Linked DNA regions of Homo sapiens: region 1 is linked to region 2. A link is an interaction called in ENCODE POLR2A ChIA-PET data of the cell type or tissue named here. Cell type or tissue: PC-3. All regions are shown on one strand. Links, peaks and the distances in the headings refer to the core of each region. The heading gives the core; the rest is flanking DNA.

Evidence for each region. ChIA-PET counts read pairs that join two places held together with the same protein. Peaks named below come from ENCODE experiments on the same cell type or tissue, not always from the same donor. Only the 100,000 strongest peaks of a DNase experiment are listed, where the experiment ranks them.
Region 1: POLR2A ChIA-PET joins it to region 2 with 11 read pairs; 2 of 35 experiments call an interaction of 5 or more read pairs at or near these places.

Annotation. Positions count from the first base shown.
Region 1 is chr1:215,276,635-215,286,953 of GRCh38, reverse strand. No RefSeq gene overlaps it. Among named protein-coding and RNA genes, the nearest start is that of KCNK2, 200 kb to the right of the region's middle. In PC-3, for the core only: no CTCF peak of the experiment used is centred there; a DNase peak (open chromatin) is centred at 4,193.
Region 2 is chr1:215,199,658-215,209,976 of GRCh38, reverse strand. All of the region lies in intron 6 of KCNK2 (potassium two pore domain channel subfamily K member 2), which reads right to left. Among named protein-coding and RNA genes, the nearest start is that of KCNK2, 120 kb to the right of the region's middle. In PC-3, for the core only: no CTCF peak of the experiment used is centred there; no DNase peak of the experiment used is centred there.

The sequences.
Region 1 (10,319 bases), core at 2,212-7,211, 77 kb before region 2:
ATGGAAAAATTTTCCTCCAAACACAATAAAGACTTTATATGAGCAGTCAATGGGAAAATTAATATTTGTTTTACATCACCTGAAGAAGAAAAATAAGCAATAATTTAATTTACCTATAAAATTAACAGTAAAATTAAAAGAGGTGCTTCAACTACCCTGCATACTGTAAGGTAGAGGCTTAAGAATTGTAACAGAAAAGTTTGTCTAGTCCAAAAAACACTGAGACATGTGGACAAACCAAAGGAGAACCGATGAAGGTAGTTTGTAGAATAAAACTGACATTTATTTAAAATCTAAGTTTACACAGTCTGTTACTGAAATCTCTGCATGTACTAGAGATATTCATTAGTGATTTCAGATTATCTGGGCAAACACACACTGCTAGGGGGATCAGCCGTAACCATTTGTGACTTGGAGAATCTTTGGTTAAAAATGGCTGCTATCTTAAATGTGTTTAGAATTATTCAATGTTTAACAATGGAAAAGTTCCATTGCAAAATTTATCACAAGTTGGTTGAGATTCATGGAAAAAAATATTTTCATTGAACAGAAAAGTGATGGGAAAATTTTCAAGGTAGGACATTAGCGATACACATAATGCGGGAGATTAACAAACACCAACACAGGAGCTTCTGTTAGCGTTGAGCAGCGATGATAACAACAGAAAACTCATCTCAAAGCAAGAAATAATCTAAGCAGAAAAGTGATAATTCGCTACTATTTTTCTACTATATAAATGCTTTATTCTGTTCAATTGTGTGGAAAATCACATTAATGTGTTGTTTGGTTCTTTATTTTTTTAAATTTTTGTGGGTACATAGGTGTGTATATTTATGGGATACATGAGATGTTTTGATACAGGCAGGCAATGTGAAATAAACACATCATGGAGAAGGGAGTATCCATCCCCTCAAGCATTTATCCTTTGAGTTAAATGTGTTGTTTAAGTGAATATAATTTCTATTTTCCTCAGAGAAGAATTAGTTGAGTAAAAACATCTCGTGTGCTCACTGCACCAATTACATCTGTAACTACATCAGTGATATATGTCTTGGAAATCATTCACCTGGCTAGAAACATGGGGGCTAAATCAACAGAACTTCAGATATTCTTTCAGCTCTAGAATTTTCTGATCATGCTGAAAAATTGGCAGATCTGCCTGGTCTATGTACAGGAAAGAGTGAGGCTTTATGGGAATAAACCCTTGTTTTTAAAGTCATTAAAGCTATAGGTCTTGAAGAATTTTGTGAATTCCAAAAACAACATGTGGCCCTGCTTCTATGAGACAGATGAGGGCATTTTATTATCTTAGAGAAAAGGCAGCAGTTGATGGCTTCCTGTGGGTATAAGTTATTCCTTGGGAATCAGGACAAGACTCAAAGGCCTATTAATTTCCATAGATACATACATCCTGTCCACTCACGCACATGCATAAGAGTAATTAAAGTTTTGAGTGGAAAACTCTTTACCACATGGGACACAAATACGATGTTGAGACCAAGTACATGGAATATATACTCAAACATTTGGTTATAATTAGCCCTAACTAGCATATAATAAAAATACATTCAAGGAACTAGGGTGCGTGCTGAGCTGAAAGCTGATAGTTCTTTAAAGTTCTGTTCTATTATTAAATTTCTTCCTCTTTCATATTAAACTTCAATTAAATAGTCTCATTGGTTCATTGGAGTAGGTTTCCATTCAAAATGAACATTTGTCAACAGATACATTTATAAACAGCTGTGGTTTTCTTTGGGTATATACAGTGTCATTATCCAGACCATCTGGCCATTCTATGATGGTGTTTCTTATTTGAGCTCTCTCTCTGACATAATAATTTGTCATCTTCAGTCTGCCTCATTTCTTCAGACAGACCTTCTCCTGCTCTCACACCTCATGAAACAACAAAAACAACAACAAAAAGCAATAAATTATAAAGGTTACAGGAGGTGAATAGATATTTCTAAAGGTCACTGAATGGCCTGATAATTCTTCTTTTTTCCTCTTTTTACGATTAAATGGAGCCTGATTAGAGAGAAAGGTCAATTTAAAAACAGAGCAATGCAATATTAATATTTTTAAAAGAAATTGTTTCCAAATATAAATATTTGCTGGAGTTTATTTGTCTGATTTATTTGTTTCTTTAATTTTAGAATCCTTGGCCAGTTCTCAAATGATTAAGAAAAAACAGTTTTATTTTTCCAGGGCTTATCATGCTAGCCCATGCTTTTCTTACCAGCAATTTTAGTCAGAATGATATAACCATGGAAAGAAAATGAGAGGGGAGTGAATGTGTTTGCCTTAAAAGCTCCATAAATGAGCAATATAAGAACCTAAAAGTATGTACTTTACCTATGCAGAGATAAAGAGCAAATAAATGTTTAAAATGCAGGAAGTTATATGGAAGTGGCATTTTTAATGAATATGAGCCAAATATAAGCCAAGTGTATTGGTAGTCAAAGAAATATGAAAACAAAAATTTAAGTCACATTCTTATCTTATTATGAACATATAAATTATTAAACTTTGGTTGTCAAAATTATGTATAAATTTTAAATAAAATTATATTAGGAAACAAAATATTGAATATGAAATAAGAGATTCTTATTTCCAAAGTGTGGACTGAGGTTATCAACGACCTAGAAAACCCAGCAGGGCAGCTTGATCACTGTAGAAAACTAAAACATAAATAAGCAAATTAGAACTTTCAGCCTTCCCAATGTCAGTGAACATTCGCCGTCTGTAACATCAGTGGAATGAGTTTGACAAAAAATGGCAAGACTTTATTTAAAGGAATAATTGATGACATGGAAGAAACAAAGGAAACAGAAAATACTTACAGGTAAATGAGCTCTGTGAAACTGCACACCTACTGTATATAATTATTCAAATAACCAAATACTGTTTTCTAACTTTTATATTATTAAAAAAATTTTTATTCTTAAATTACTTGTTAAATGAATTATTTAGGACACAAAAATATGTTATAAGAGATAAATAAGGAAGAGTTGAAATTATTGGTAATTCTTTCAAAGCTCCATGAAAGCAATGTAGGTGCTGAAAATGTTTAGCATTGTCTTTGTGAATAATGTCTTGTGTAAAAATTTACACTATGAAAATAATCATCAAAGGCTGCTAACATCACAAAAAGAGGGACAACCAGACATCATGTATCTTCTAATGGGGCAAAACACCACCTAAGAAGTAATTTTGCCTGAAAGAAAATTGAACCTGACACTGATTTAACTACTCCAACTGTCTAATAACTTAAATGAAATATAGAGGAAAGAGACAACGGTAGAATGACACCCATGGGTGATGCAATCAGAAAAATTCAGACTGTGAAGAATTCTATAGGACAAAATACAGTCCCTTTAACCAAAAGAAAAAAGGAATAGAGATATCAGAGGAGTATATATAGATTTTAAAATATTTAGGAAATATCCCAATAAAATACAATGTATAGACCTAATTTGGATTTAGAAGCAAAAAATATATTATAGAACTATAAGATAGCTGGGTATTCATGATATTTTGGAATTTTAATTTTGTTAGATGCAATATGACATCGTGATTATATTTTCAAATGATTTCATATATTTTATAGATGCATACTGAAATGTTTAGAGATAATATGCTGTATAGAATTTTCTTTAAAATAATTTGAGATAGGGGCTAAGTAGGTAGGGAAGAGATAAGATTGTCCATTACTTGAAAATTGCTAACAGTATATGTGATTTTCTTTTATACACGAAGGAAATTCTTCATATTAAATATTTTGTGAAAGAAGTGACTGGTCATGTAAGAGAAATACCATTATACCACATTCTCTTTAACATAGAGTATTATTTTTAATATACAAATTTAATATACAAAAAACTAAACAATATTATAATGTAATTTTAAAGACCTTAAAGAAACTTACTCACTTTGAAAACCAGTGCATGACTTGCTGCAAACAACAATGAAATAGTGACAACATCTAAAAACGTCAAAAAATTATTTTGCTGTTATTAATTTAAAAGAATAAATAGAAAGTTAACAAAAGATGAAGTGATAAGAAGCTAAGGTAGTTTAATGATTGTCTCTTCAGACAATAGAAATGAAATGGAAGAAAAGCTTTTCACTCACTAGGGCTATAACTCTGCACATCTCTGAATCATTCTCTTCAGGAATGCATCTCTCCTAATCTAAGAGGAAATCATCAGGAAGGAAATGACACAGAAACTTTTCAAATGCTTTCAGGATGTTCGCATCTAGATTCCATAAAATACCTTACCAACTCCTCTGTTCTGTCAATGGTATCACCATTCTCTTAGTCCACAGACTTGAAATCGTCCGATAATTTTGGATCCTTCCTTTTTTTTTCAACTGCAATTGCAGTCAGTGAACAAGTCCTGATGAACCTTGTTTGTCAATGGGTCATGTATTGCCCTCTTTTTCCACCTTTACTTTCTAAACTTCACATCTGGCTCCTATTTAATAGTTGAATCCTCACAGTACTTAACTGACAGCCTAGTCTTCCTAAAATGCTGATTTCATCACATCATCCTATACTGAAGAAACTCCAGTAGTCCCCTCTGATGTCAAACTATATTTCTTTGCCTGGCTGTCCACATTCTCCTAGATTTGTCCCCGAGTTATGGATAGATTTTGCTTCCTTCCACCCTGAAGTTTTGATCTATACTCCAGTTCCACTCTTCACCCTTCTCCACTCTTCTCTTGTCACCTGGATGTCTATTTTACATGACTCGCTTGTCCTCTACCTATTGAATTTGGGACTTCTAGGTTAAATAAACCCTAAGTCAAAGGACTTCTGGGTTAAATAAAACTAAAGACATTTAAAAGATATTTGCCTTTAAAATAAACTGGAAGAAAACGAAACCAATTAGTTTTCTCTCTGTCCTAACTAGAAACACAGTAAATTATATAGAATCTCCAAGTAAAGGGGAACATAAAAGTTATAAACTCCAATCACTTTCCAAAGCTAAATTCTTCCTTAGCGTAGTCTCTAGCTTATGTTCCCTTTTTCTCCCTCAAGAAATTCTTTCCAAGTTTTGGCAGTTTTCAGTTTTTGAAAGTTTTTTCTTATGTCAAACTTTCTATCTTCCCAGAGTTATGTCCATCGCAATCCTATGTGCTACTTGGAACCTTTATGACAGCACTTCAAATATTTTATGACAGCTATTACTTTGCCTACTTTCTCTAGGCTGGAGATTTCCAATTTTTAAAACTGTGCCTGAAAGAACATTGTTTTTCAGACCAGTAAATTTCCTGACCCACAGAGCCTGTTGACCAAGCCTTCCCTATAGCAGTCACGCTACCTGATGAGAGCTCCATGCTTCATATATGTCACAGGTGCCTGGCTCCTCTGTCATATGTGAGCTCCTTAAAATCAGTGACTGTGTCTTTTTCCTGCTTGTATTCTGAGTGTTTAGTCCCAGTTACTAGTGTTTTCGTTTATTTATTTTTTAAAAAAACATAAATGGATGGATCATAGTTATTTCCCCTTTTAATGCTTTTAGTGTGTTTCTCCTCTCAGAAATGAACTCAATAGTTCAAGTGAAGTCTGACCAGTATAGTGAGGATTGGAGCCTTCCTTGTTCAAGATAGAATATCACACTTCTTAGAATGCAGCTAGAGATTACATCAGCATGTTTTCTTCCAGCTATACCCACTATTTACTCATGTCAAATGAATTTTAAGTTAAAATCCAATTCATTTTTTTCATATTATATCAAATCATATATTCATAGTATATATTAGTGCAGAAGCATTTTTTATCCAAATATACAAAAATTGATGTCACTCATGGTAAATTTATTCTTACTGGATCTATCAAACCATGCTTTAAGAACATTCTGGATTCTGACATTATCGTCGTTTATGTTTGTTATCTCTCCTATTCTTGTTTGCTAGTTGTGAGCTAGTCCTCATAATCCTCTTTCCAATATATTGATAAAAGCATGTTTATTTATTTACTTATTCAGTGACTATTTATTCTGTATCTATGACATGTAAGCACTTTTCTAGGCACTGGGGAATTCATTGGTGAGTAAGAGACATGACCTCAGGCCTCATGCCACTTATATTCTAGGCCAGTGGTTTTCTAACTTTAACATGCATCAGATCAACCTAGAAGACTTGTTAAAATACATATCACTAACCTGGCCCCACCACCAAAGTTTCTGATTTAATAGGTCTGGTTTCCAGGGTCTTGGGGGAGGTGAGATTTTATATTTCCAGCAAGTTCCTAGATGCTGTTGATGTCGATAGTTCAGGGACCACACTTAGAGAATCACTGTTCTAGGGAGGGACATACATTTAAATGCCAAGGACTTAATTAAAAGTGAATGTGAGTTCACAGGACTGAAGACAGATCCTTGCCTATAGAATACTCCAAGGTTTATTTCATTCTATATGTTTGTGTCTAAAATAAAAACAATAGGTTGGCTTAATTAATTATGCTAAAAGAATGATCCAATATATTGAAGATGAGTAGAGGGCAAATTAATAGAAAATGAAACTTGTCTTAGATGAATTAATCAGTTGATTCAATTAAAATAAAATATTTAATATAATACGAGCTAGAGTGCTACTTATGCAGCTGGAGTGATTTTTTAAAATAGCAACTAATATACTAGATTGAATAATATAGTCTCAAGTATTTGGTTCAAAACTAGTAAATGTCTAATATTAATATAACTGTGAATAAAGAAATGAATGAATAAATAAGGATCAAAAAGTTAAGTGATTTTCTGAGTAGTGATCCATAGATAAGTGGCAGAATCTGAACTTGAACTCAAATCTTCACAAGAGAGCAGAGTCAATAGTACATTAAGAAAAGTAAAAGCTTATTTCAAAGTCACTATCTATCTCCTAGGTAGATATGAGTTACTAAAAGTTTGAGCACTTATTTTCACAACTGCTCTTAAGTTTAGGCACCCTGTGAGACATGAACAATGGTGCATCTGAATGTCTTGGAAAAAATCCCTAATCTCAGATCATTAACTATTGCTTGGATGAAAGCCAAAGAATTGTACAACCAGTACTGGCAGCTGTGATGTGGCAGATAGGCTTCTAGGAAAATTCACGGGCTGACCCAGCCAGCTAGGGCCTATTTGGTCTGTTGACATGTGCGCTCTCCACACTGACTGCTGAGCTGGAAGTGGACACTGAAGAGATGGGTGGGTGGGTTTTAAAGGTTCTAACTTAGGGCCCTTTCTGTAGCCTGTAGGCAGGTGTTCCGCTTCCAGAGTGATAAGTACACCATAGACCTACCACAATGGTTTGTTTGAACCACTCTTTGTGCTATTCTGGGGATGAGCCTAATAAATTATAAATCACACTTACTAGTGAGCTAAAATATGCCTACACAATGTCAAAACCTCTGGTGTTTATTAGCTCATCAGATGAATGGTTCAGCTTCCAAGCACTGAAATGGCTCTGGCTTCTTATATCAATGACTTTGAATTTTTCACCTGGAAACTTACTTTGGTTTGTTTTAGTCTATGTCTATTTTGGGCCCAGTAATAATTATTACTCCATTATTTTATAAATATTTATTTACCCTATTAGTGTCCATGTTCCCCCAAGGATGAAGGCTACATATTTTATACTATTTAGTTTAAAGTCAAATGAAATCAATTTTAGTTAAGAGTCTTATACCATTGACTGAAAAGGCTTGAAAGACTCCGGATAGTCTACACATTCAGAGCAAGAAGCTGGGGTTTGTATAAATAGTGACAAAGCAGGCTGCTATGGACTGAATCATGCGTCCCCCCATTCATATGTTGAAGCCTTAACTTCCAATGATGTGATGAGTACTTGATTTGGAGATAGGGATTTTAGGAGATAATTAGTTTTAGATGAAGTTCTGAGGGTGGGTCCCCTATGATGGGATTGGTGCCCTTCACTAATCTAAGAAGAGACACCAGGCACAGCATGGTTGCTCATGTCTGTAATCCCGATACTTTGAAAGGCCAAGGTGGGAGGAACGCTTGAGGTAAGGAGTTTAAGACTAGTCTGGGCAAAATAGTGAGACCACAGTTCTACAAAAATAATGAAAAACAAAACGAAACAAACAAAAGGTTGCCCAGACATGGTGGTTCGCACCTGTAATCCTAGAATTTTGAGAGGCCAAGGTGGGTGAATCACTTGATGCCAAGAACTTGAGACCAGCCTGGCCAACATGATGAAACCCTGTCTCTACTAAAAATATAAGAATTAGTCAGGGGTGGTGATGCACGCCTGTAATCTCAGCTACTAGAGAGGCTGAGGCACAAGAATCACTTGAATCTGGGAGGTGGAGGCTGCAGTGAGCCAAGATCGCAACATTACACTTCAGCCTGGGCATAGAGTGAAACTTTGTTTCAAGTAAAATAAAATAAAATAAGATAAGATAAGATAAAATAAAATATAAAATAAAATAAAATAAAATTGTAGTTGAAGACACACCAGAGAGGTTAGTCTTGCTGTCTCTCCCACTCACCCTCACTCCCACCTCCTCAGCCCCCTACTCCCACACTCCCACCATGTGACAGCATCTATAAGCCAGGAAGAGTGCCCCCACCAAAACCCAACCATGGTGGCATCTTGATCTTGGACCTCTAGCTCCAGAATGGTGAGAAAATAAATTTATGTTGTTTAAGCCACGCAGTATATGTCAGCCTGAGCTGACTAAGACACAGGCAAAGTGTTTTAAATGAAACTTTTGGATGAATTAAACTGTCTCCACTAATAACATTCTTACAATTTTTCTGCAAATGATACGACTCAATTTAACTTTTTTAAGACTCATTTTACTGGATGTTTGGTCACTGAGAAGTCATGAGTTGATTATTTTATTGTATGACATTGCAGGTATAACCTATTAAAATAACAAGATGACTCTAAATGACTTTTGATGCGGTTACAAACTCATCAACAGCAAGAAAATAGTGGAAAATTCATATCCCTTCTCTTTTCTTCTGCAAGAAAATCATTGAAATTCAGAGCAATGCCCGGAATCATGATTAACTAAGTTGGATGTGCCATTCTTAGAGTATATAATTTGAAATGCCACACATACTCCACCAAACTACAGCTGTATCTTAATAGAACGTGATAGCAAGCTAAATTGTGTATAAGATTCTGAGGGCTTAGGAGGATCTGATTGGCAGAGAACCAAACAAAGCCATCCTCTGAGTCAGTCAGATGTTCAGATTTCCAGTAAAGGTTCCACAAACAACTACCCAAATGCATTGACAGTCAACTGCCAAAACAACAGCTTCTCTTTTTTTTCCAAAGCAGTACTTGTGTACAATCCATAAACAAACTGTCAAAGATGTTGTACATCTGGACGACACAGTTGCAAAGTTAATTTTGGTTGGAAGAAAACTACATCCCTGGTTTTCATTTGAGTGGAATTTTGATCAGGGAAAGAATTATATTGTGGGCATTTCTAATGTTTCTAAGGACACGTGCAATAGTGCCACAAGCTGCCAAACACAGAGGATTCTGATAAATAAAATTAACCCTTTGAGTGAAGTCTAGGAAACAGTGAAGGCTTCAACTCATGGACTGTTTAGCTTCATGGACCAGCAAGTATCCCGGAGCATTCGACATCACATTATAGACTTGAAAGTTCAAGATTCATATTACAAAAATAACTTTCTTCTTATGTATGTATGTTTTCTAAAAATTAGATAGGTGTCTACTAAGTGGATGATGCTACCTAGTGCATGAGAAATACTGAGTAGTTTCTCTTGCCTTACAGGATTGTGGTAAGTTTTGTACTCTTAGAAGGAGTAACCACCATTATCAAAATAGTCAAAGTCCTCTAGCACCTTTGCTGATGCAGAGCACTTAGGGCATTAAACCTCTCTAATATTTCTTTCATTCCTGATATTATTGAGATTCATCTAAATCCAGTGTCTCCAGGAAATGACAGAGAGTCAAACATCTCTTCCCATCTGAGTCCTTTTCAAAATAAAAAAAAAAAATAACCATGTGCATAATGACAGGACTCACTGAAGAGTAATTATAAGTGTGGAGAAAGAAAAAAGTGAATAACTTTCATGATATTGCACAACTGAACCCATATAAAAGCCAGATTCTTTCCACCATGTTCTTAATCTTTCCCACTTCTCCCCTGAGTAGGTTATGGTCAACTGCATAATACAGCTGCCTTCTATTCTGTTGTTGCAATGGGCTCTTGATAGTTTCCATCTGCAGTCTGGACCACCTCTGAAGTCTACTCAGTTCAGATTACCACCGAACAAAGTGTCTGAGGTTCTTTCAACACTCAACTATCAGGTTCACCCAAGAATATCTGTCCT
Region 2 (10,319 bases), core at 2,074-7,073:
ATATAATATATATAAAATATATTTTCCTATTTTGAAGCTTCATGAAGTGCAGTATGCAAACTACACAAGTTCAACAAAAGTCAGTATAGTCTGACTAATATGTACATATTTTATATATATTATATATGTTATATAATATATATTTTATATATAATATATATTTATATATATTATATATTTTATATATAATATATATTTATATATATTATATATTTTATATATAATATATATTTATATATATTATATATTTTATATATATTATATATTTTATATATTATATATTTTATATATAATATATATTTTATATATTATATATTTTATATATAATATATATTTTACATATAATATATATATTATATATATTATATATTTTACATATAATATATATTTTATATATAATATATATATTATATATATATTATATATATTTATATATATATTATATAATATATATATTATATTTTATATATATTATATATTATATATATGTATTATATATAATATATATTATATATAATATATAATATATATTATATATTTTATATTATATATATTATATATAATATATGCATATTTTATATATAATATATATATTTTATATATAATATATGCATATATTATATATAATATATATATTATATATATAAAAATATGTGTATATTTCATATATATAATATATATTATATATAAAATATGTGTATATTTATATATTTTATATATAAGATATGTGTATATTTATATATATTTTATATATAAAAATATGTGTATATTTTATATATATATATTTATAACTAGATATCATAAAAAATGCCCTCACTAAAAGAAATAGCTTCTCAAGAATAGGCAACAGGGCCAGGCGCAGTGGCTCACACCTGTAGTCCCAGCACTTTGGGAGGCCAAGGCAGGTGGATCGCTTGAGGTCAGGAGTTTGAGACCAGCCTGGCCAACATGGTGATACCCCATCTCTACTAAAATACAAAAATTAGCTGGGCGTGGTGGCAGGTGTCTGTAATCCCAGCTACTATGCATGCCGAGACAGGAGAATTGCTTGAACCCAGGAGGCGGAGGTTGTAGTGAGCCAAGATGGTGCCACTGCACTCCAGCCTGGTCCACAGAACGAGACTCCATCTCAAAACAAAACAGAAGAATAGGCAAAGGGAAATTGAAGGGGCCACTGACATATTACAAACTTTGACATTCGTGAGAAATTCCTTGAAAAAAATCATCATATTTATACTCACAGTTTCCAATTTTGAAAATGGATTTCTTTATATAGTAAGATATCCCAATAAACTTTATTTTCTACCTAGCTTTAGGGCAATATTTCATACGTAGCATTTTTCTCAGAAGATACTCAAGGGCTTGCTGATGTCGGGAGCTTATGAAAATAGCAAAACTAGAGTGGTTATGAACAAACAGCTGCAAGATGTGAGAAGCATTTTTGTTGTTTTTGTTTTGTTTTTAAACTTTTATTTTAGGATGGGGGATGCATGTGAAGATTTGTTACATAAGTAAACATGTGGCATGGGGATTTGTTGTACAGAATATTTCATCACCAAGGTATTAAGCCCGGTACCCAATAATTATCTTCCTGTTCCTCTCCCTTCTCCCACCCTCCCCCTTCAGGTAGGCCCCAGTGTCTGTTGTTTCCTTCGTGTTCATAAGCTCTTATCAGTTAGCTCCCATTATAAGTGAGAACATGCAGTATTTGGATTTCTGTTCCTGCGTTAGTTTGCTAAGGATAATATCCTCCAGCTCCATCCATGTTCCCACAAAAGACATAATCTCATTCTTTTTTATGGCTGTGTAGTATTCTATGGTGTATATGTATCCATTCTGTCATTGATGGGCAGTTACATTGATTCCATGTCTTTGCTATTGTGAATAGTGTTGCAGTGAACATTCACTTGCATGTGTTTTTATAATAGAATGATTTATATTCCTCTAGGTATATACCCAGTAATGGGATTGCTGGGTCAAATGTTATTTCTGCTTTTAGCTCTTTGAGGAATTGCCACACACTGCTTTCCACAATGATTAAACAAATTTACAATCCAACCAACGGTGTGTAAGTGTTCCTTTTTCTCCATGACTTAACCAGCATCTGTTGTTTTTTGACTTTTCAATAATAGCCATTCTGACTGGTATGAAATAGTATCTAATTTTGCTTTTGATTTGCATTTCTCTAATGATCAGTGTTTAACTTTTTTTCCATATGCTTGTGTTGCTGTTTAATTAAAGGTGAAAAACCAGACATTTTAGGAATCCAAAATAACTTGATATGCTGGATGGGAGCTAGAATTTATCAGTGTAGTAAAACCTCCTTCATTATGAAAGTGACTACTTTGGTGAGCGTATTTGTTTATTTATTTGCTTGTTTACTCACAGACATGTAAGTCAAGTACCTGTCCACCATTCTTGGGAACAACCTTACATAAGGAAACAATTCAAATGCATGTGCTTCAGACTAAGACAGCCAGTGTCACAGTTAATCATTTAAAACAGCAGTCCCCAACTTTTTGGCACCAGGGGCCGGTTTCATGGAAGATAACTTTTCCACGGACAGAGCTGGGGGAATGGTTTCAGGATGAAACACTTCCACCTCAGATCAACAGGCATTAGATTCTCATAGGGAGTGTGCAGCATAGGTCTCTCGTGTGCACAGTTCACAATAGGGTTCCCGCTCCTATGAGAATCTAATGCCGCCACTGATCTGACTGGAGGCAGAGCTCAGGCAGTAATGCTCACTCACCCACCGTTCACCTCCTGCTGTGCGGCCTGGATCCTAACAGACCATGGACCAGTACTGGTCTTCAGCCCAGGGGTTGGGGACCCCTGATTTAAAAAGCTATCTCCATTTGGGGGAGAGTATGTTTGCACATACATTATCATTGTGTCAACTGGTCTGCTAATGTGGCCTCTATACCACAGGGGAGGGGATATCCAATAGAATGAATTTGTCTGGAGCGGTAAGCAGAGCCCTATAAGTATTGAGAAGTGAAATGGCCAAGAGGAAATTCTTTAAGAAGATAGCCAAGAGATTCTAGAAGCAGCACTGTCTGATTACCAAGCATGGAGTTTTTATTTTCTGCTCTGTAATTCCCTTAAATTATCTGCAGGACTTCTATAAAGTTATAATCTGTTTCAGCCTTATATTAACTGTGTTATAGGGAATAAAGTGAGGGATCAATATGCATTATTAGAATGTCATGGCCCCAGAGAGAGCTTCAGCAGCAGGAGAAGCAGTTATGATGTGCTCACGTGAACAAAGAAGAGGGAAACCTGGAGTGACAGTCTTAGAGGGACACATGACAAGTCTAAAAGGCAGAGATTTGTGTAACATGCAGATGCAACACATTGGTCTGTGGAGTTGAGACGCAATAATTATTCCATAGTCTGTATGTAATCAGAACAGGATTTTGAAAAGTTTTAGTTAACTAATGAATAAAGAAAATATAACATAGATGTGTGGCTAAATATGATTTTCCATAATGTAAAGGTTATAATCTAGTGTGAATAGATTTTATAGTACTTGGAAATATGAGTTTCAAATATATTTCCTTAGAATATTACATTGAATCATGTGAGACTGTGATTCTTAAGGTCAAAAACAGCTGAATGTCAATAATTTCACACAGTTCAACTTAATAAATTTCAAAAATAATATTATATAAGAGTATTCTACTCTTCCATATCTGAATGCTTTGATATGCATTGATTTTTTGAAAACACATTCAGTTCAATATTTCTTCTTATGGAAATTTTACATACAAAACCGATTCAGCATCACTGGACTCAATCTTATATGAGTATATAGAATCAGAAACAGAGGTAACAGTAAGGCTGAGAGCAGAAACTGCCTTTTTACAGGATCTGGTCTCTGGAATTTACAGCCCATGAAGGGTTTTCTTAAAAGGCTGGTTGCTCTATTTTACTTGAACTCTTACCTTGATGCTTCCGTTTTACTAAAACTACTAGTGAATCTTAAATAAGATAATGTAGATAATACACCTAAGCCTGTCAGAGATTTTGGAAGCTAAAATAAAACTTACCAAATATGAATGTGGCACATAAAGTCTAAATCTCCCAAATTATTATTTTAACTCTTTCCTTGAACAATACTATTATTAAAATAATAATATTATCCTTGTAATTGTGTCCTTGAATTAGACAAACAATGATTGGTGTGTTACCAAATTAATCAGGATAGCAAAGGTTATATAGAACAAATAGCCCCTTCATCTTAGTGGCTTAAGGCAACAAAGGTTAATCTCTTGTTCTGGCTAAATATCCACAACAAGTCAGCAGGGGACTCTGCTCATTGTAGTTACTCAGGGACCCAGGCTGACATGGCATCCATGATCTCCTATGGTAATTGTGCTGGAGGGCAAGAAGATCTTGAGGCACTCACAGATGCAATTAAATCTTCTTCCCAGCCGGACACAGTGGCTCACGCCTGTAATCCCAGCACTTTGGGAGGCCGAGGCGGGTGGATCACCTGAGGTCAGGTGGGGAGTTTGAGACCAGTCTGGCCAATATGGTGAAACCCCGTCTCTACTAAATACACAAAAATTAGCCGGGCGTGGTGGTGTGTGCCTGTAGTCCCAGCTACTTGGGAGGCTGAGGCAGAAAAATCGCTTGAACCTGGGAGGCAGAGGTTGCAGTGAGCCGAGATCATGCCACTGCACTCCAGCCTGGGCAACAGAGTGAGACTCTGTCAAAAAAAAATCTTCTTCCCATTCACTCATATGAATTCTGCCCACAAATCCTTGGCCAGATCTATTTATATGGTTAACCAAACACAAAAAAGAAGAGGAAGTAACAATCCTAATATGTATCTGGAAAGAGAGTCAAATGAAAATATTTCATGATCAATACTAATGACTAGCACTTTTGCTGGAGAAAGAATAGACATTCTACCTGGTTTTGAAATAAGAGATTGTATGTGTGCACATGCACACATGGGCACACATATACATGTATACACATGCATGTGAGTCGTTTATTAGAAGCTGTTCATTTGGTTCAAATCAAGTTTGAGGCAGGAGGAGCTAAATTCTCTTATTACAATTAGGGTCCCATCCACTGAAAGCTAAACAAATCATCATACTTTGTTGCAAAAGATGATTAAATAATCCCTGACTTGATTATTCAAAATGCCCCCTACTCTCAGTCCCAACCAATCATAAGCTAATATTCATTTAGAAAAAGCCATCTTAAAGAGGAACTAAAACCAAGTTCATTTTGATCTATGTTTGAAAACACATTTTCTTCTGTTCTCAGCAAACATAGCTTGATTTTTTGTAAAATGAGATTTTTTTAGCTCTGAATACAGGCAAGTGCAATACTTTGGTTTGCTGAAGAAAGTCCAAAAACAATTTTGAAAGCTAAGTTCATGGTGGCCACTTTTCCTAACACAAATTCTCAAAACAGGTAACAGTCTCGAAATAATCAAAAAAGAAAAATAATATTATATCTTGATGCACTAAATCCTCATAATGTGCTCTCTAGCTAAAGAAAATGAAATTACTTATAAAGAGCTTTGAGACAGAAACTATTAACTTATTTTCCTATTATTTACAAAGGAATAGAAAAAAAATTATTCTGAATTTCCATTACCAGATGACATTCTGTGAAATACATGAATCAAAAAAAAAAGTTACCATTTATACTGAGAATTCAACCTAAAATTTAAAAAAAAGGAAGAAAACAAAAGTAATCTTCCTGCACATTTTTATTTTTTTAAGAAAACATTGAGCTATTGCCTCTTAGTTTAATAAAAGGAAGAATCCAGACAGGGTCTACCTCAATAGAGACAGCAAGACACTAGAAAATGTGTGGGTCTAATTCAAGAAAAAAAAAAAATGAGCATGTGGGTAGATTTTAGGAACATTTAATGTAGAAACTAGTTCTTTTTTTTTTTTTTTTTTTTTTTTTTTGAGACGGAGTCTCGCTCTATCGCCCAGGCTGGAGTGCAGTGGCGCGATCTCGGCTCACTGCAAGCTCCACCTCCCGGGTTCACACCATTCTCCTCCCTCGGCCTCCCGAGTAGCTGGGACTACAGGCGCCCGCCACCGCACCCGGCTAATTTTTTGTGTTTTTAGTAGAGACGGGGTTTCATGGTGTTTGCCAGGATGGTCTCGATCTCCTGACCTTGTGATCTGCCCATCTCGGCCTCCCAAAGAGAAACTAGTTCTTTAAAAAGTCCATAGAATATCCAACATATTTGAAATTTCTATATTCATTTTTTTACTAGGCTATTTTGGTCTCTGGTTTTGTGATTAAATTCTAGCCATATACACACCCTCAATAGTTTTTGTTTGTTTGTTTATCTTTTCTTTTGTGTTTACTTATTATTTCAACCAGGTAAAATGTTTAGACCTATAAGCACTCATGATATTTTATGTTCTACATAGAACAATATATGATGATATTATATATATATATAGTCTTAAAACTTTATAAAATTGATTTGAGATAATTTGATATTAATTTATTCAGAAACCCATGTGGAAAGAAACAAGCATTCAGTAAGCATTCAGCCACATCACATACACTCCTCACCACATCGTCACAGCAAACTCATAAAGGAGGTACCATTACCTTAATTTTACCAAAAAAGAAATAGGGATTCAAAAGAGATTAGACATTTTGGTGATGTTTGCAGAGCTAGTAAATAGTTGAGATAGAATTAAATCTCAGTTCTGTTGGCCTCAAAACCCACTCACTTTTCGGAAATCATACAAATCATTTCTTTTCACTTGAAAGAATATAAAAATTTTAGGTTGATTTCACTGATCTATACCATAAATAATTAGTAACCAAATTAAATACAAAAATCCCTTCTCTGTAGTTACACAGTAACAGATGGGTAAGCCTTGGGCACAGGTTTCTGATGAGTCAGTATTACCCACATAAGGAGAAAAGAGGAAAGAAGGAGGAGAAAGGAGAGAGGAAGAGGGAAGGGAAGGAGGGAGGAGAAGAATGGGGGAGGATGGGAAGAAGTGAGATGAGAAGGCAGAGGCAGAAATAAATAATAACAACAACAGATAAGAAACATTGTGAGCACTTGGGAAGCAGCATAGCTAAAACGTTAAAAGGCTGGGCCATGGAGTCAAGTCATCTGAGTTCATTATTGATTCTTCCACTTTACTAGCTGTATAACCTTTCACAAGTCACTGTACCTGTGTGTGTTTCTGCTTCCTTATTAGCCATTATTATTTGACAGCTGTGCATTTTACATCATTCTCTCATTTAGTATTAAAAGGGAAATAACTTACAATGTATTCTAGAAGTGTTTCCATTTCTGAACGTCTTCAAGTCCTATTTCATTTTTAGTATACATTTTGACTTATTAAGGCCTTCCTGAAGTTAGAAGCACAAAGGTTCATACATGCAACATAATACTGAGGCTACATAGAGACATAATTAGGGTCTTGGTTCTGCAGAAATGACTGCTCATACAATTCACTTAGGAATTAGACATGTCTGGGCTTCTGGCAGTTAATGCTGCCTTCAAGCATAATTTAATTCTTGCCTTGTTTTATTCTCCTCTCCAATTGCCTATTTACTAAATAGACAATAACTTGCTGAACTCAGACTGTGACTAGAGAAAGAAAGAACTTTCTCCTTTGCTTGATTAGGCAGAGCCAACATTGACCAGCAGATGAACTTCAAATCTGATTGCTCTGACCTTTTCCCCATCACATAGTGAAGGACACCCCTCTCCCCGTGGGAAAGAGAAGACGGGTCTTTTGTGTATTCCTTAGTTTGAACAGCCCATTGTGACGCTTCCTGCTTCTATTTTATTTTATTCTTATCCTTTGGTCAAAGAAGAGTTACAAGTGTAAGACATAAACCTGAGAAATTTTACAGTCAATGAATAATATGCCCATAGTCCAATTTCAAGTAGTCATTTATAACTACTTGAATATCTCAGTAAGAGAACAATAACAACAAGAAACACTGCCAGAAAAATTGTACCAAACAGTATTGCCCCCCTGCCCTACAATATGATAGAAATCAAAGCAATAATTACAAAGTCTGATATATAGTCTGAAGATCAAAGAAAAGAAGGAAGGGAGTGATGGAGGGTGGGAAGAAGAAACAGAAAAGAAAAAAGTAAAAGCAGGCTACATTAAGAACTGATCTCCAATCAAAGACTAAGTACCTTCTTAGTCAAAGCTTCTTTTTCTAGCATTGGAGGAAGAAAAGTAAAAGCAAGCATTATAAAGATCAGTAAGCGAACACACCACCTACGCAATCCTCCCAATAAAGAGATGGACTTCAAACTACCACAGATGAAGAGTTACTCCCAGCACCCAATACAGCACTCATCACATAGTAAGAACTTAATAGCACTTTTTGAATGAATTAATAATTTAGGAACTCAACATTAAATAATTCTAATTCCTAACTGGTCTCCATGCCATGGCTCAATTCCCCAGGGCACCATTCATATGGATTTCTATTAGTCATGCTCCAAGGGCTCCCATTTCCATAAAAACACTGTGACTGTTGCCCTTTGAAATTGTGTTTTATGTGGCCGGAACTATCTTAAGATATAGCTACTGTATTGCACCCATGCCAGGGAACAAGATTTACATTGCTTTCTACAAGAGTGGTGCATCAGGAGCACAACCTAATGGGGAATTCTAGTTACTTTATTCATCGATTTTATGTTATTATGTTAGCCTTTTCTTGGATTCTTTTTCTTCACCATTTTCTTTAGCCAATATGATCTACCACTGTAACCATCTTCCTCTCTTCAAAACCTCGATGCCTTTGCCTTTCCAACAGACCCAACCACAAATCAATTTATTTAACTACATTATTTGCTAAATAGTCTCCACATCCCACACCTTAAGTGAAGGTGTTACTCCAGGTTCTGTTTTTACCTCCACTATTGACTAACTTTACGAATCTTCATTAGGTGAATTCGTCTATATTCACAGCTCTCAGGTAGTGATGGCCCCAAACTATCTTCCCAGCTTTAATTTCTCCTACATTCCAGGCACGCAGATGCAATTTTCTAGAATTTAACTACCTGGATATCGGCTACGTCTGCAATCACAACATGTCCAAAATAAAACTATCTCATTGCTCCAATTTACGCAAAATCTCTCATTTTCCAGCATTCTGTAATCCCACCCAAAGTTAGAATTATGGATGTCATTCTCCTTTTCTCTTTATTGTGCACAATTAATGGGTTACCAAATTCTGTTCCTTTTATCCCCCAAATATGTTTGAAATCTGAACTTTCATCTCTATCCCACTGCTACCCTAGACCCTTCGTTTGATAGTATCTGGATACTTGCAATAACTCTCCCAACTGATTTTCCTGAATCCAGCTTTGTTTGCAACTAATTCATCTTCCTCACTGTTGCTAACATCATTCATTCCACTTACTTAAAATCCTTCAATGGCTCCCTAAAGTTTTCTGAATAAAGTCTAAGCTATTCAAATGGCATATAAAATCTTTCAGATTGAAAGCACTTCTCCCATAAGAAATAATGATAAAGTGATCTACTGCAAACTTTCCAGGGCCCAGGCTGCAACTATTTCTTAATTGCTCATCTCTGGCAAAGATAAAGAGCCTCCAAGTCCCAGCTCTTTTCCTGAAACAGTCATTGCCACCCAGAGTGAAATTTAGAGGAGACCAAATGCTGCCACCAGGTAATTAGCAAAACAAAACAAAGCTATGTTCTTTCACATTCTCAGGCCCCTTCACAAAATTGGGGTGAAATAAAAATTCAGGGACAGTCTTTCAAGGCTTCTTGGCACTAGCGTTGTCCAGTCAAAGGGTGTAGTTTTCATACAATACAATGCCAACTTACTAAAGTGAGAGCCTCTATTTGCATAAACATCTCCGGAGACTAAGGAAATGATATTGGTAGAGAAGCATTGCTTGCCTATCAATTCACTGTGGCCAGCTGTGGTGCCACCCAGCCTGACAACACTAGCATGCTATGGTGTGGGCCGCAGTGGTGTTTATCTCATATGTGCACAGGAACACCCAAACACCGGTGCTTGGGCATCGATAGAAGAAATATGTAGAAATCACAGGCCCTTTCAAGCTCAAGAAATGTAAACAGTAGGAACCTGAGGTATGCCTGTGTGTAGTAACGATGCTCTACTCCCTGCTTTCCTCCTAAGCAAGCACAGATTTTACCTTCTGAGTCTTGTGGTCACATCTTATTTCTATTATGCCTCCCTCAGGTAGCAGTATTATTGTATTATCCAGAATATCTAAATAAGTTTTATTTTGTAAATGGAAACATTATTTCCTCAGAAGAGAGTACATAGTTTCATAGAAAAGA